Regions from separate parts of the Homo sapiens genome. Here region 2 is linked to region 1. The links are chromatin contacts, found by Hi-C or POLR2A ChIA-PET in ENCODE. All regions are on one chromosome and are shown on one strand. The core of a region is the stretch at or near the end of the contact, and the rest is flanking DNA. Distances in the headings are between cores, read along the strand shown.

Region 1 (7,150 bases), core at 1,162-3,661:
CGAGACCAGCCTGGGCAACATAGCAAGACCCCCATCTTTACAAAAAAAAAAAACAAACAAAAATTTGCTGGGCATGGAGGCATGTGCTTGCAGTCCCAGCTACTTGGAAGACTGAAGCAGGAAGATTGCTTGAGCCCAGGAGTTCGAGGCAGTTGTGAGCCGTTGATGGCACCACTGCCCTCCAGTCTGGGGGACAGAGTGAGACTCGGTCTCAAAACAACAACAGCAATAAAAACTCATACATTTTAAATTTAAAAATGAGTGATTTTAGCTGCAAAAGTAGAAATCAAATGTTGGTCTCAAATTGGTAAAAACTTCAATCCAGTTATGAAGGCTTTCGGCTTTCAGTTAAATGTGGGGAGAACCAGTAGGCAACTCCACTGCTACAGTATTCATGCTCCACCATAGTCTACCTTTCACAGTATTTTAACTTAATTCAAGCATCTACTGTTCTCAAAATAAGACTTATTTTGAGAACATTTACTAGATTTACTAGAAAGAAGTTATTTTTCTTTAAATTTTAAAAATTCTGTTCAACATACATAAATCAAAAATCTCCTAGGAGTCAGAAATTGTGCCTATTTTTAAAAATTATGGGGTTACTTAAATGTTATCTTAAGTTAAAAACAATTTATTTTCTAAGTAAATGCAACTTCTGCTTTGTGATGGGATTCAAATAGATCACTTGATTTATGAAAGTTATTTCTTCTTATAGCAAACTTTGCTGGGCCCAGTAGGATCTTTTAGGTAACACATACATATATATGTAATAGGCAGCAAATTTGCTCCCTAAGAAGACAGAAAGCTCTTTGGTGTGCCTGTTAGTTTCTGGGTCAGACACTTAAAGAAATCCAAGATAACCAAAGCAACAGTGCATTTCTCCCCCCTGGGAAAGAGGAGACCCAAGAGTCCTAAATTATCCTGAAAGAAAGGCCTAGATGATGGAGAAGTGGGTGAAATTCTGGAACGCAGTCCCAATTGAATGAATGAACAATTAATTAACTGAACAATTAATTGAACTTCCTGCACTTAGCCCACAGCAGTGCTAAGTGGCATTTCTGGCGTGCACTGGGGAGCACACTGACTACCTGCAGGAAGGCCAAGTGCAGTGGAAAGGAAAGTGGCCTTGTGTTTGACACGGCTAGGTCCTGTTAATATCCAGGAGTGTGCTTCTGTGTCTGCGCCAGCTGGTCAGAATGCAAGAGCAAGAATGGAGCAAAATGAGGGGGAAGAAGGTTTGGCAGATTGGGGAAAATGGGAAAGGGGAGGGTTACACTAAAAATGTTTAGGGAAGAGGAGGGAAAATGGTGGCGACTTCCAAGACGGTGCTGGGATTCACCCCAAATGCTCTCTCTGAGAATGCCACATTTCTTGTGGGAGTCGGGAGTGGAAAACATTAAACGCAGAAACTGTAAAAAAAGTAAACAGTGGGAGTAGAGGAGTCTGTAATGAAACAAATTCCTGGCGTAATCAGTTTGGGAGGGGAAGAGAAGAATTTCAATTACTGTGCTACTCCCATGTCCCTCCCCAAACACACACACTCTCCAGCTGCATTCTGAGGCACTTGGAACTCAGACAACTGAGACGGAAAGTATTTTTAAAATCTAATTTACTTAGTCCCTTTATTTACTTTGTGCATGTCCCTCATTTTAGACAATGAAAGGACATTCTTTATTTGCTCCTGTTTTTTAGAGCTGACACAAGGCAGCAACGTGTGTGCTCTCAGTCACCTCTCTGTGGCTTACAGATACAGGAATGTGTGGTGGTGGTGATGGTGGTGGTGGTGGGTTTTTTCCTGGGATTCTGGAGAATTGTGGCCACTGGAGTCAGACGCCCTTGGGAAGTACTGCCTATGGCCACCGACGCTTAGCTAGAGTTGCAGCCCTCTGTCTTTGTTGACCCTGCTTCAGTATTTATAGTTGAGACTATATCATTAGCATTGGATGACGTATTGCCAGGTATGATTTATGAATTATGTAATGAGGATCGGTCTTCTTTTCCTTACTGGATTGCCAGCTCCATGAACCCAGTGATAATTCTAAGAATAACCAACATGCAACGAGTTCTTGCTATGAGTCAGGTACAGGACCAATTGCAAATGTTTTACATGGCCTGCCTCGATAAATTCTCACAATAATCCTATTGATTAAGAAGACACTGTCTCCATTGTACAGATGAGGAAACTGAGGCTCTGAAAAGTTCAAGATTATTCAGTCACTAAAGTGTAGTGCCAGGAAAATAAATCAGTTTTCTTAGAAATTAATGTGTGTGTTCATGGGTAGAGGGGGCAGTAAGAAAGTTTCCTTATCTGTAAAAATGGAGTGGTGCTACATGCCTGGTCTACGTCAAAGGGGTGTTGGCTGGACCAGGTGTGATCATGTGAAGGAGGAACCAAACCATCTGAAGCACGCGGGCAGGGGTGGTTCCCTCTCCCACTCTCTTCTCCAGCAAACATACAAGTCCTCTCTCACACATGGTAATCCAAACACCTCCAATTCTGCACTGAAGGAAGCTGCTTTTTCATAAGTCTGCTGCTCTCTTTAGTTATCACAGACATTAATTGCATAGTGGATGCAAGTTCATTTATTTGACAGATAGTATTTGAGGACCTGTGAAAAACTAGTTTCTATGGAGGATACAAACAAACTTAAAACACGATTCCAGTCTGTCCTTGAGGGATTGAAGGTCTCATTTGAAAGATGAAACAAACTTCATAACTGAGGTATTATGAAGAGCATAGTATTTGAACCAAGCAGATGGCGTTTAGCCCCTCTAATTTCTAGTTGGCATCTTGGGCGAGTCTCATATATATCTGTCTCAGTTATTTCTCAAATAACACGGAGAAGTAAGACCTCCTTCACAGGATTATACATTATGTGATTTTTTTTTAATGAGAAAGCATTTACCAGTTGTAAAGCATTAGGGGTGCAGACCTCAGAACTTGATGAAACACTAAATCACGACACAAGGCAACATAGACAACAGGTGCTGGGTGAGTCTGGAGGGAGGTTGGGTTGACAGGTGTGCTTGTATGAGTGTGGTGGGATGGGTATGAGTAGGCCTTACAGAGGGGATGGGCTGAAGCTGAGCCTGGGGCCAGGGACAAGAAGGAAGAGAGGGCCTGTTTTAGACAGAGGATGCAGTTCTGCCAAGGGATGGAGGCTCAAAGGAAGAAGAACAGCAGAAGGCAGGCCAGCCTGACAGAGTAGACAGGTCACGGTGAGAAGTGTTGGGAAAGAGTGTTGGGAAGAATGAAGGAAAAGACAAATCGGGGCTTCGGATGCATCAAGTCCATGGACAATGGGAAACATCAAAGGTTTCCTGTGCATGAAAGTGGCCTGATTAAAGCATTATTTTAGGAATAATAACCTTAGAATCACATAAAGGATGGGTCAGAGAGAGAGAAAAAGAGAATGTGTGAACCTGGAAAGATGAAGACCAGTTTGAAGAACAATGAGACTCTCAGGGTGGCAGTGGTGAGACTTGAACCAGTTGTAGGCTTTGAGAATGAAAAAGAGAGTTTGGAGGAAGAGAGAGTGCAATAGGAGAATGCTCTAGACTTGGCTACTGATCAACAATGAAGGCAGCAATAGAAAGGAGCAGGAAGTGTTTAGTGCCTAGAAAATAGAAGAAAAAGACCAGGAGCAGTGGCTCACGTCTGTAATCCCAGCACTTTGGGAGGTCGAGGTGGGTGGATCACAAGGTCAGGAGTTCAAGACCAGCCTGGCCAAGATGGTGAAACCCCGTCTCTACTAAAAATACAAAAATTAGCCTGTCATGGTGGCATGTTTCTGTAATCCCAGCTACTCGGGAGGCTGAGGCAGAGAATTGCTTAAACCCAGGAGGCAGAGGTTGCAGTGAGCTAAGATCGTACCACTGCACTCCAGCCTGAGCAACAGAGTGAGACTCTGTCTCAAAAAAAAAAAAAAAAAAAGAAAGAAAAGAAAATAGAAGAAAAAAGGAGTTCAAGAAGAGCTCAACTCAGAGGAAAAGGATACAAATTGATGTATGCAATGTTAGACATACATGATAAGAGAACATCCAAGTGAAACTATCTAGATGATAGCAGGGCTCTGGGTGTAGAACAATTCACATAAAGATAACAAGGAGAATATGCCAAGCTCACCAGGGATGAAGGTAGAGGCAGAAGATGAACACTTATGGGGTGAGCCTCGAGCTGTTCCACATTTAAACAACAGGTAGAAGACAGGAAACAGAATACATTCTGTAGGAGTGAAAAGAGTGTGGCTCCTGGTGTTTGTAAGTCATTAAACTGCACTCTAAAAACAGAACAGTAGTTGCTTTTCGTCCAAGCCTGTAATCTAGAACTGTCACACTGAGGACTTCTAAAGCTGGGAACATAGCATGGGAAAGGGTCTAGATCACAACTCTCTGAAGACTCAGACTCTCACACCTGAAGTCCTGCTAGGGTCCCACGGATGATGGCCTTAGTACTACTGAAATGACTAATCCTATGTTTTTAGATGTCTGTGCCCATATGTGCACCAGAAACTTAGTTGCAATGCCATTGTCCATTCCTTGCTTCTTCTTTGCTAATCGTAACTTGCTAATCGGGTCAGTGAAGTGCTGGGCACCAAGTGAAATACTTGCCTTTGCAGACTCTCTTGTAGCTAAGACTGGATCCTGAGACACAGTTCTGGACAATGACGTGTGAGCAGGGGGCTGCTGGGAGCCACGGAAGGCTTTTGCCCTCCTTCATGGAAGGTTCTCTGTTCATGCAGCTAAACATACTCCTCATTTATGCAACGTACGTTACCTTTTCAGATCCACAGTGGTGACATTGAACACGACTCCTTTCAGCCAGAGGATCATGAAGAGGCGCTGAGAGAAAGGACAGTTGCCGATGCTTTCTCCATCGATTCCAGCCTGGAAAGAAGAGAACCAGTGTCCTGAGTGGGCAGGTGCAATTAGCAAGGGGAACATAAGATTGTAACACCCAAATGCAGGTCTGAGGAGACCTTACTAAAACCATGTCCCAGCAACTTCAAAGGGCGGTAGCCTGATATTATTAGTTTTTGCCTTAATGTCCACGCAGGGCAATGCCTGGCAGCATGTAAGGGCTCAATAAATACTTGCTGAATTGAACTTGATGATTATGCAGAATCATAACTTTATGAAATCATAGAACCCTTGGGGTAAAAATAGACCTGCAACATCACTTAGTCTGACACAAATGATATTGGAATGCCAACATCTACACCCCCAAGTAATCATCTAGTTTCTGCTTGAATATCTCCACTGACCAGTCAGTTGTATTAATATCTCTCAAAGCAGTTCATTCTGAGGATTGCTCTAACAATTAGAAATGCTTTCCTTCGGCTACCTAGCCAAAATATGTTCCTCTGTAGTTTACCCTCCCCCACCCCTCAGTCCTTGGATGTCATGAATATAAATATCTCAGACTTTGATCCCATCTCCCTATATGGAGGCTAATCAGGAAGCTCAAGGCTTTAATCAATACACCACTTAGTTCTGGCTAGTACTTGGCCTTCACTGTCAATAATCCATTCATTTGTTACACTTTTACTCAACAAATACATATTGACTATCAGTTATGTGCAAGACACTGGAGAAAATTAGCCAGGGGATTGAAAATTGAATTCCTCCAAGGAGCTTATGGCCTTCTGTAGGTGGGCTTGGGGATAAGACAGGAACATATGTAAAAATAACAGAATTATTATTGGGTGTTCTGTGCTTCTGTCATTTCATTTCCCTTCCTCAAAACAGTAGGCTTTTTTAGGTCTGAAAAGCAAGTCCATCTTTACTGCACTTCTGAGTGGGCTGCAGATCCCTGAATTTCATAAAGAATTAATTTCAAGCAAACCTATGAACAAACAAAAAAGGTTGGGGAATTGGTCTCTGTAGAATTCATTTCCATAGGGTGGTTTATTGGCCCCCAACATAATACTTAGAGGAAGAAATAACCCATTTGCTCCAGACTCTGATGTTGGCTGCCCTGGAAACCATGGCCCCCGCAGGTGGCCTGGCAGGGCATTCCACTGACAGGAAGGGCCTGTGTGGGCCAGGGTACTGAAGACTCGTACAAAGCTGTAAACAATCCGACCAATATCCAGGAATGGGGGCTTACTGAGTTTTTTTTTTTTTTTTTTCAAAAGAAAGGGAGAAAACAAATGCGTTCTCGAAGCTCAACACACTGTTTTCTCCCTTGAGGTTTGTTTTGCTATGGCATTCAGATGGGGAGGCAGCGATGCCTTCTTTCATACATTAGAACCTCATTGTGTGCTTTTTTCTACCTTGCAAATTGCTCCCAGCAGGGGCTCAGGTTTATAATGGAAAACTGGAACTTTTGACAGTGTTGGCTGCATGTAATTGCTATGAAATTACAGTTATTTTACCTCCCTCTTAACTACACCAAAAGCCCCACTCCCTATTCAGTTCTCACTTTTCCTCAGTGCTGGAAGCAGACCCACCCCTGAGTCTTGAGAAAGCACGGACTCCGTTATATAAAATGGGAAAGGTAGGAGGGTACAGTGTGGGCGCTACACCTTCCCACGGAGGTAAAGTTACCAATAAAGCATGCTCAGACAGGTGGCTATCAATTTAATAATAGCTTGGTGCTAACTTGAGTTTATGATGTACGTTCCCTAGGAACTTCTCAAGAAGCACTTGACAGGTACCAGGTTCTCGGTCCTTTAAGACATCCCGACACAGGAAGAATTTCCCCAGGGCCAGTTATGGTGGAAGTAACAAGAGGAGAACTGAAGAAAAAAGCAAAAACAAAAACAGAAGCCAGATCCATATACTGTTATCTGTTTTCCTCTGGTGGTGGTGGTGGGAGGATAAGGGAATTGAAGGAGGAACTAGCAAAATAGTGGACTTCTCAACTACATAAAAAATTCATATAATAATAATGTTAATAATAACATATCTATATTGTCAGGCATTGTTCTAAAGGATTTACATATGTTATTAACTTGTTTATTTCTCCTGAGAAGCCTGTGAAGTGGGATATTTTCAGCTTTTACAAATGTGGAAATGGAGGCACAGAGAGATAAAATAACTGGCCTAAGGTTATCATCGTGGTGAAACCAGGACGAACGCAGGTGGTCTGGCTAGAGATCCAGTGCTCTGAGCTGCATGCCTGGAGCCAGCCTGAGGGTCCAGCCAG
Region 2 (7,150 bases), core at 1,634-4,133, 320 kb after region 1:
GGGACACTGGAGGCGACTGATTCCAACCCCTCGACTTGAAAGTTGAAAGATGCAAAGCACAGAGCAGGGGATGACATGCTCAAGGCCCCATCACCAGTCGGAGGCAGACCTGCATAGAACTTGGGACATAAATGTAGGCACACACAAAACCCAGAGACATTCCACCGACATTTAAAATCAAGAATCCTCCCTGATATAGTATGACCTTGTAAATGATGCAAAGGGTTTGAACAATTCAAAACAAACAAACAAACAAAAAAACAGGTCTAGGATAAGTTTTTTCAAAATCATCAAATATAAATTTCAACCCAATTTTTTAATTTCATAAAACCAAGGTTAAAAGAGGTTGAGTGATTAGTTAAAAGTTATGGGCAAGTGATGGTAACGTCAAGCCTCTAATTCATATATTTGCCAAGCTCTAGCTTTGAATGATATTGTAACTCGAAAGGAATAATGTTGTTCTTTTTAGAAAATAACATGGTCATGGTAGACCACTTGGAAAAATATACATAAACATAAGGACAAAGTGACCCATACATTAAAGATAATCACTGTTAATATTTTTATTAAATGAAAAGCATTACATGTAACTTTACCTAAGTTTATCAGAAAAAAAGAATTAAAGAGGGTCGGTATGGTGGTTCACGCCTATAATCCCAGCACTCTGGGAGGCCAAGGTGAGAAGATCACTTGAGCCCAGGAGTTTGAGACCAGCCTAAGCAACATAGGAAGACCCCATCTCTGCAAAACAAACAAACGAAAACGAGGTGGGCATAGTGGCATGCACTGGTGGTCCCAACTACTTGGGAGCCTGAGGTGGGAGGATCATTTGAGCCTGGGAAGTTGAGGCTGAAATGAACCATGATCATGCCAGCCTGGGGAACAGAGTGAGACCTTGTGTAAAATAAAATAAAATAAGAAATGTAAGAAATATGAGAAATTGCTGACTTTCAGAAAAAGATTTCTTTAAAACAAGAAATATTCATTTCCTGAAGGAGTCTTCTATACTTTAAATACAAATCTCAAGAAAAATAAATTTATGTTTCTAGATGTAAAATCTGTCATCTGTCTTAAGAAAATCAGAAGATGTTATAATACCGATATCTAAATAAAATTTTAAGACTTCTATTTTCTAATTTAAAAACAACCTGAGCCTACTTAAGAATAAAATCATGGAAAAAGGCAAATTTATAAAATATTATATAAAAGTAACAAAAGCAGTGGTAGAAAAAAAAATAGCCACATAGAGAAGTAACTGTAATGGTCATATATGCAATAAACAAAAAATAAATTTACAAGAACAGTTAGTGACTCTCTTAATTCCAACTCTAAGTTTCTTGACCTGTGGGAGTTTGGATTTGCTGTTTCAGAAAACACCATTTTATTCACTTCATTAACGGCACAAATTTTTACTCGCTTCATTAAACAATCATGTCTGTCTCATTTTTTTCCTCCTAAAATTCCTAAATGCATTTCTACTGGTGTTGAAGAGAGCAGACATAAGCCATTATCTCATTGGTAACTCCACAAAATTGAACTTCCAGGTTCCTAATTCTATCATTTGTGTTATTATAGCAAATGTGTTCTTTAATAAAGTCATTCATCATAGAACCCTCTGAGTTGGTGTCTCACTTTCAATGGATCGGGTTTTTCACCTGCTGTATAATGGTCATAACTGGATTTCTCTTCATCTAAATCTGGGGTTATTTCAGCTGTTTCATGTATCTCATATCTTCCTCTTTCTTGGAGTAACATTTTACATTGTGTGAGAAAACATCTTTGAGTAGGCCCTCTCCTCCCATGATAGTGACAGGTGATAAACATTTCAAGTCATTGACTGGCCAAATACGTGTGTATCACACTAGACTGATAGTTTGACTTAGAACATAATCCAGGTTAAGAATCACTTCAATTTTCCCCAGAATATGACTCCATTGTTTTTTAGCCAACTGTGTTATAGAAGACAAGTGAGATCCTGGCCTTGTTTTGTCTTTGGAAGCTTTACAGAATTTCCCTAATTTTGGAGTTCAGAACTTTTAGTAAAATGTGACTAGATGTGTGATTTTTTTCCCCATTATTTCTGGAAGGCAGGGGTCAGCAAACTAAGCCCAGTCTGGCCTGATGCTTATTTATGTTTAATAAGGTTTTGTAGGAAAACAGTCACGTATTGTGTTTTTGTTACATATTGAAGCTTTTGTGCTGCAATACAGTCAAGAAATATTACCTGCAAAACTTAAACTACTTACTATCTGGTTCTTCACAGAAAAAAATTTGCTGACTATTCCTATAGAGCATTCAGTGGGCTCTTATTGTGTCTTTGTTCATAGTTTCTTCACACTCATATTTAGATAATTTCTTCCTCTCCATTGCTTCTACTACCTTCCTTCAGCATTCCTAGTTGGATATAGAATTTCTTGCATCTATTATCTGTTTTTCTTTTCTTCCATATTTTCCATCTCTTTGTCTTTTGACTCTGTATTCTCAGAATTCCTTTCACATTATTTTTCAGATCATTAACTTATTCTTCAGTTAGGTCCATTCAACTCTTCTGCTAAATTTTCCAATAAATTTTGCCAGCACAGGGACGCTTATTTTGTTATATCTCTCTTTTTCACAGCAGCTGTGTTCTTGTGTTACAGCTGTCATAGCCTGTTAAATCTTTCTGCGAATATTAAATAGATCTCTTTTTTAAAAAAGATCTTGTCTACTTTCTGCATAGCTCTGAATACTCTAGGTCACCTGTGCTCTTGGTTTATCTCACTAGTTATGTATCTTGCTGTTGGTTCTTCTCAAGTGCGTGGAGATCCTTGGTCATGCATTCACAACATTAGAATGAAGCTAGTAAGTAAAGACGGCTGGAGGAGTGCCAGCTGCAGCTGTGCAGATACAGGCCTTTCTTGGATGGTAGGCTGAGGCCTGTGAGTGGAGGTTTTGTGTACAGGAGCTTCATTTAGGAGTGCTGTCAGGATCAACACCTGTGGAGACCTGAGGGACCCAGGATTGGGCAGAGGGAGGACTTGAACTCAATGCAGTCCCAACAAAGGTCTCTGCAGATTCAAGGTGGCAATGAGGGGAGGGGTACCCTTCACAGGCACCCCCAGTTCAGGATCTTATGTTCCCCTCTCCTCTCATGGAGCAGTCACAGGTCGAGAGCTATCCCTGGGGAGGGAGCATGGCCCTGGGAGGTGATGCCAGCTCTCCAAGGCTAAGGGCTATTCTCATGCAGGGACTCAGCTGAGAACATTCAGCTGTCCATAATTTAGAGGTAGCGAATGATTGCTGCGGGCCTGCTTGAGGATCTGGGCTGCTCATCACAGCTTCACTACACCCTGGATGGGAAGACTGGGGGCTTGGGCTTGTGGGTGGGAAGTGCTGACAGGCTTCAGGACACAGAAGCCAGGAGGAGTCAAGTGAGTATAGGGCCCCAGGACTAAGCCCACCAGAGTGGCTTTACTCTGGGGCAGGTAGAGCCTGCTGCAGGCAGAGGAGAGAAGCGCTGACTCTGAGGGCTGCAGGAGTGCCGGGACCTTGCTGAGGGGCAATGGGCCTCCGCACCATCTGGATGATTCTTTTAGGCCATTCGATGCTCCCACTTTGTGCCATGCTCACAGACCACCCTCTCATTGCTGATTCCTGTGGAGGGTTCCCCTCGGCTCTTCGAGGTTGCAGCTGGCATCGTGGAGAAGGTGGGCCCCAGAGTCAGACTGAGCTTCTCGTCAACCAGTGATGTGTATTTACTCGTTGTGTGTGATTGGCTGTCTTCTCAGATGGTTCCCAGTGATCCTCACATCCTGCTATTCATGCCCTTATGCAAGCCCCTCCCTTTGAATATGGGCTGGATGTAGGGATTTGCTTTAAATAATACAATCTGTCAAAAGTGGTGGGCTGTCACTTCTGAGAGGAATGCACACAAAAAAACTGTGACTCCTCGTTTTATTCTCTCTGGCTCCTCTCAATGGCCTCTTCTGATGAAGCAAGCTGCTGTGGTGTGAGTTGCCCTCTGGAGAACCCCACATGGCAAGGAACAGGGGGTGACCACCAGCCAACAACCAGAGAGGAACCGAGGCCCTCATCCAACAGCCTGTGAGGAGCTGAATCCTGCTAACAGCCACTGAGTGAGCTTACAAGTGCTTCCTTCCCCAGTCAAACCTTGAGATAAGACTGTAGCCACAGCCAGTTCTGTGATACATCCTTGTGAGAGTCCCTGAGCTAAAGACCCAATTAAGTCATGCCTGGATTCCTGATTCATACATACTGTGAGAGAATACACGTGTTGTTTTAATCCACTGAGTTTTGGGGCAATTTGCTACCTATTTGACAGAGTTTTCCAGAGAATCAGAACCAACAGGATGTGTATCTGTCTGCCTGCCTGCCTATCTCTCTATCTGTCTGTCCATCCATCTATTTAATGAGAGAAAGAGATTTATTCTAAGGAAGAGGCTCATGGGTTTATGGAGGCTTGACAGGGCTGAAATCTGCAAGGTAGGCCAACAGGCTGGAGAGGTAAGATGAGTTGCAGCTCCAGTCTAACGACAGTATAATGACAGACTTCTTAGTCACAGAGGTCAGTCTTTGTTCTATTAAGGCCTTCAACTGATTGGATGAAGCCCACACACGCTATGAAGGTTAAACTGCTTTACTCAGAGCCCACCAATTTAAATGTTAATCTCATCCAAAAAGCACCTTCACGGAAACATCCAAAACAATGTTTGATCAAACATCTGAGCACCGTGGCACTGCCAAGTTGACACATAATTAACCATCTCAGCTACCCAACCACAGACAACAAATCCACTGGTGAACTAAGGCCAGTACCTAATCCCACCACATTTCCATCCCTGCAGCTGTATAACAAAAATTTGAAGATTATCATAAAAATTAGATAACAGGATACTTGCAAAGCACTTGGCACATGGTGCTCAGTAAATGTTGGTTTCTTTCTCTTTTTTCTTGCTTCCTTTCCCTTACTCGTGGTAGTGGTAGTAGGGATAACCTGGATAATGTTCACGATTATTCTGGGAAGTAGAAAGAAGTACATCTCATGCTGAATTAACACATAATACTGTATTTTGTACACCAGTCTCTTTTAGGTTTAACTGTTTCCCCATCTCTGAAAAACTAGCCAGTGTCATGTGCACCACTATAATGAGCAGCCAAGTAGGTGACGAGACTCTGTGCTGTAGTAATTGGGCCAAGGTAAAGCCAGCCTTTAACACTGTTCAGATTTCAGATATAAGCTTTATATCACAAAACAATAACAGATATTATCACTTTTTAATTGTGAAGAAGTTAAGAACCTTGCCAAAAGCCACTCAGCTAGTGACAGTATAGCTGGGATTTTAACACCAATGTTTGTCTCTGAAGCTTGTGCCCTTTTCTATCAAATGCTTGCACAGTTCTGTCCATTGTTATACAAAATAGCCAATATTGCTAAAAAGATGAACATGGCAAAATATTATTATCTTAATGATCACCTAAAGCTTCAAAATGGAGTTAAATATGGGTTACACCCTTTACAAGGGCGTTCTACTTCTACCTGCCCCTCACCTTCAGCCGAGTGAAACCGATCACATCCTCCTTAGACTCTCTACTGAACCTTGTACATTCTGTCATCATAGAACCTGTAACAAGTTATTGTGCTTCTTTAAAGAGTCTACCCCTTGTGAAACTATTGCTGGCCTCTTGAAATAAGGGACAATGACTTAATCCTGTTAGGTGGTAGGTTTATAGAGGTTTATTTCATTATGCTTCACAACTCACATATATATAGATGCATAACTACTTTTATGTATATTAAATGTCACACAATACATAAAACAAAACAATTGGAAAAAGATACATCAAAATGTTAAAATGCTTTTCTGTTATAAAACTGTGTTAACATTCTTTGTCTTTTTGGTCATACTCTTTAATTTTTCTGTAAACATGTAATGTTTAATTGGAAAAAACAAATGTTAAAAATAGGACTTTTTTGAATTAAGATAATAATTTTCAGTCTGTATCACTCCTAGAAGAAACTGATTTCGTAAGTTCATTTTATATTCAACAGATACTTTGTTGTAAAAGTATAGACTCTTTCCTTTTTCATTTGGTCCTCAGTTTGTCTTTTGCAAGTTTTAAATGGAGGTTCCAAGATGTTATGAATAAGTTCCATGTTCACCGTATCTAAGCCCCTCTAAGCGTCTTTCATTGTAGCTGTTTTGCTTAGAGTTTAAAGGTGTCTGATCTTTACAAATATTCTTCAATATTTTACCTGTCCTGCCTTATATAAGCCTTCATGGACCTTAGCTATGTCTGTGTTTGTTTTTGTTTTAAGGAATGGTACCCAAAGCTGTGGTATTTTGAATTTCAGGAGTTGCGGTTCCAACATCTTGGAAGTGGGCAGCTCACGCTCACACTATTTTCTCTAGTGCCCTTCCTGATGGACCAACATGGTTCTTTTTGGCCAGCAGGGAAATTGGGTTAACAGACTTTCTGACATTTAGTCTTGCTTCCACTAAAGATGAGGGCACAGAATTCACAATTTCTCTGCTCTCTCTGTTTCATCCATGAAAACATGTTTTGTATACTACTAATTATGATAACATTAACATTATGGTGTTTGCGTAGCACTTCAGGGTTTAAAAGTTGCTTTCACATGTGTTGTCTACCTTTGATATTGATTATATCATTGATGTTCATAACCCTCTGAGGTACACAGAGGAAACATTACTATTACCACTTTTCAGATGAAGAAAATATGACTTAAGGAGCTTAAGTGATTTTCCTTTGCTGAAGTTAATCTCGTCATTCTAGTTGGAATAACTAAAAGTTATGACCATAGCTCCTTTATCACATGAGAAAAAAATCTTGTGCAGCATTGTAAAAATGCATAAATAATAAACATGAACAGATAAAAATAGAATTATAAATATCTCAGGACCATTAGGTATTTTCTCTTTATATAATGCAGAAGAGATTAATCAACATTGATTTGGCTGAATGGCTGTGTCCATCTATGGCATGGGCATTTTCTCTAAATGAAAATGTAGCTGTTGAGCTAATCATGATCATTTCCTTTTTAGAGAGCTGTAAGAGTGTGGCAGATTCTTTTTTTTTTAAATCATGAGTTGTGTGTTTCTTTTGTGAACAAGCCTAATCCTTGCATTTT

The links. Hi-C counts contacts between places; a loop is a spot of excess contacts on that map. ChIA-PET counts read pairs that join two places held with the same protein, here RNA polymerase II (POLR2A).
Region 2: a map with no recorded cell type shows a loop between it and region 1 (2.5-fold over the local background). The contact joins two enhancer-like sites. A Hi-C loop is called at or near these places in 1 of 37 single-sample maps with no recorded cell type. POLR2A ChIA-PET finds 5 or more read pairs at or near these places in 1 of 52 experiments (WTC11).

Annotation. Positions count from the first base shown.
Region 1 is chr6:45,950,358-45,957,507 of GRCh38, forward strand. CLIC5 (chloride intracellular channel 5) reads right to left here. Exons shown (of 6, transcript NM_016929.5): 2 at 4,778-4,887. Among named protein-coding and RNA genes, the nearest start is that of CLIC5, 62 kb to the right of the region's middle. Within about 2 kb of position 2,412, at least 4 of the 41 ENCODE cell types and tissues checked have a DNase peak (open chromatin) inside an H3K27ac peak, as active enhancers do.
Region 2 is chr6:46,266,773-46,273,922 of GRCh38, forward strand. All of the region lies in intron 2 of RCAN2 (regulator of calcineurin 2), which reads right to left. LOC105375079 (a long non-coding RNA gene) reads left to right here. Exons shown (of 5, transcript XR_001743802.3): 5 at 1-668. Among named protein-coding and RNA genes, the nearest start is that of ENPP5, 99 kb to the left of the region's middle. Within about 2 kb of position 2,884, at least 2 of the 41 ENCODE cell types and tissues checked have a DNase peak (open chromatin) inside an H3K27ac peak, as active enhancers do.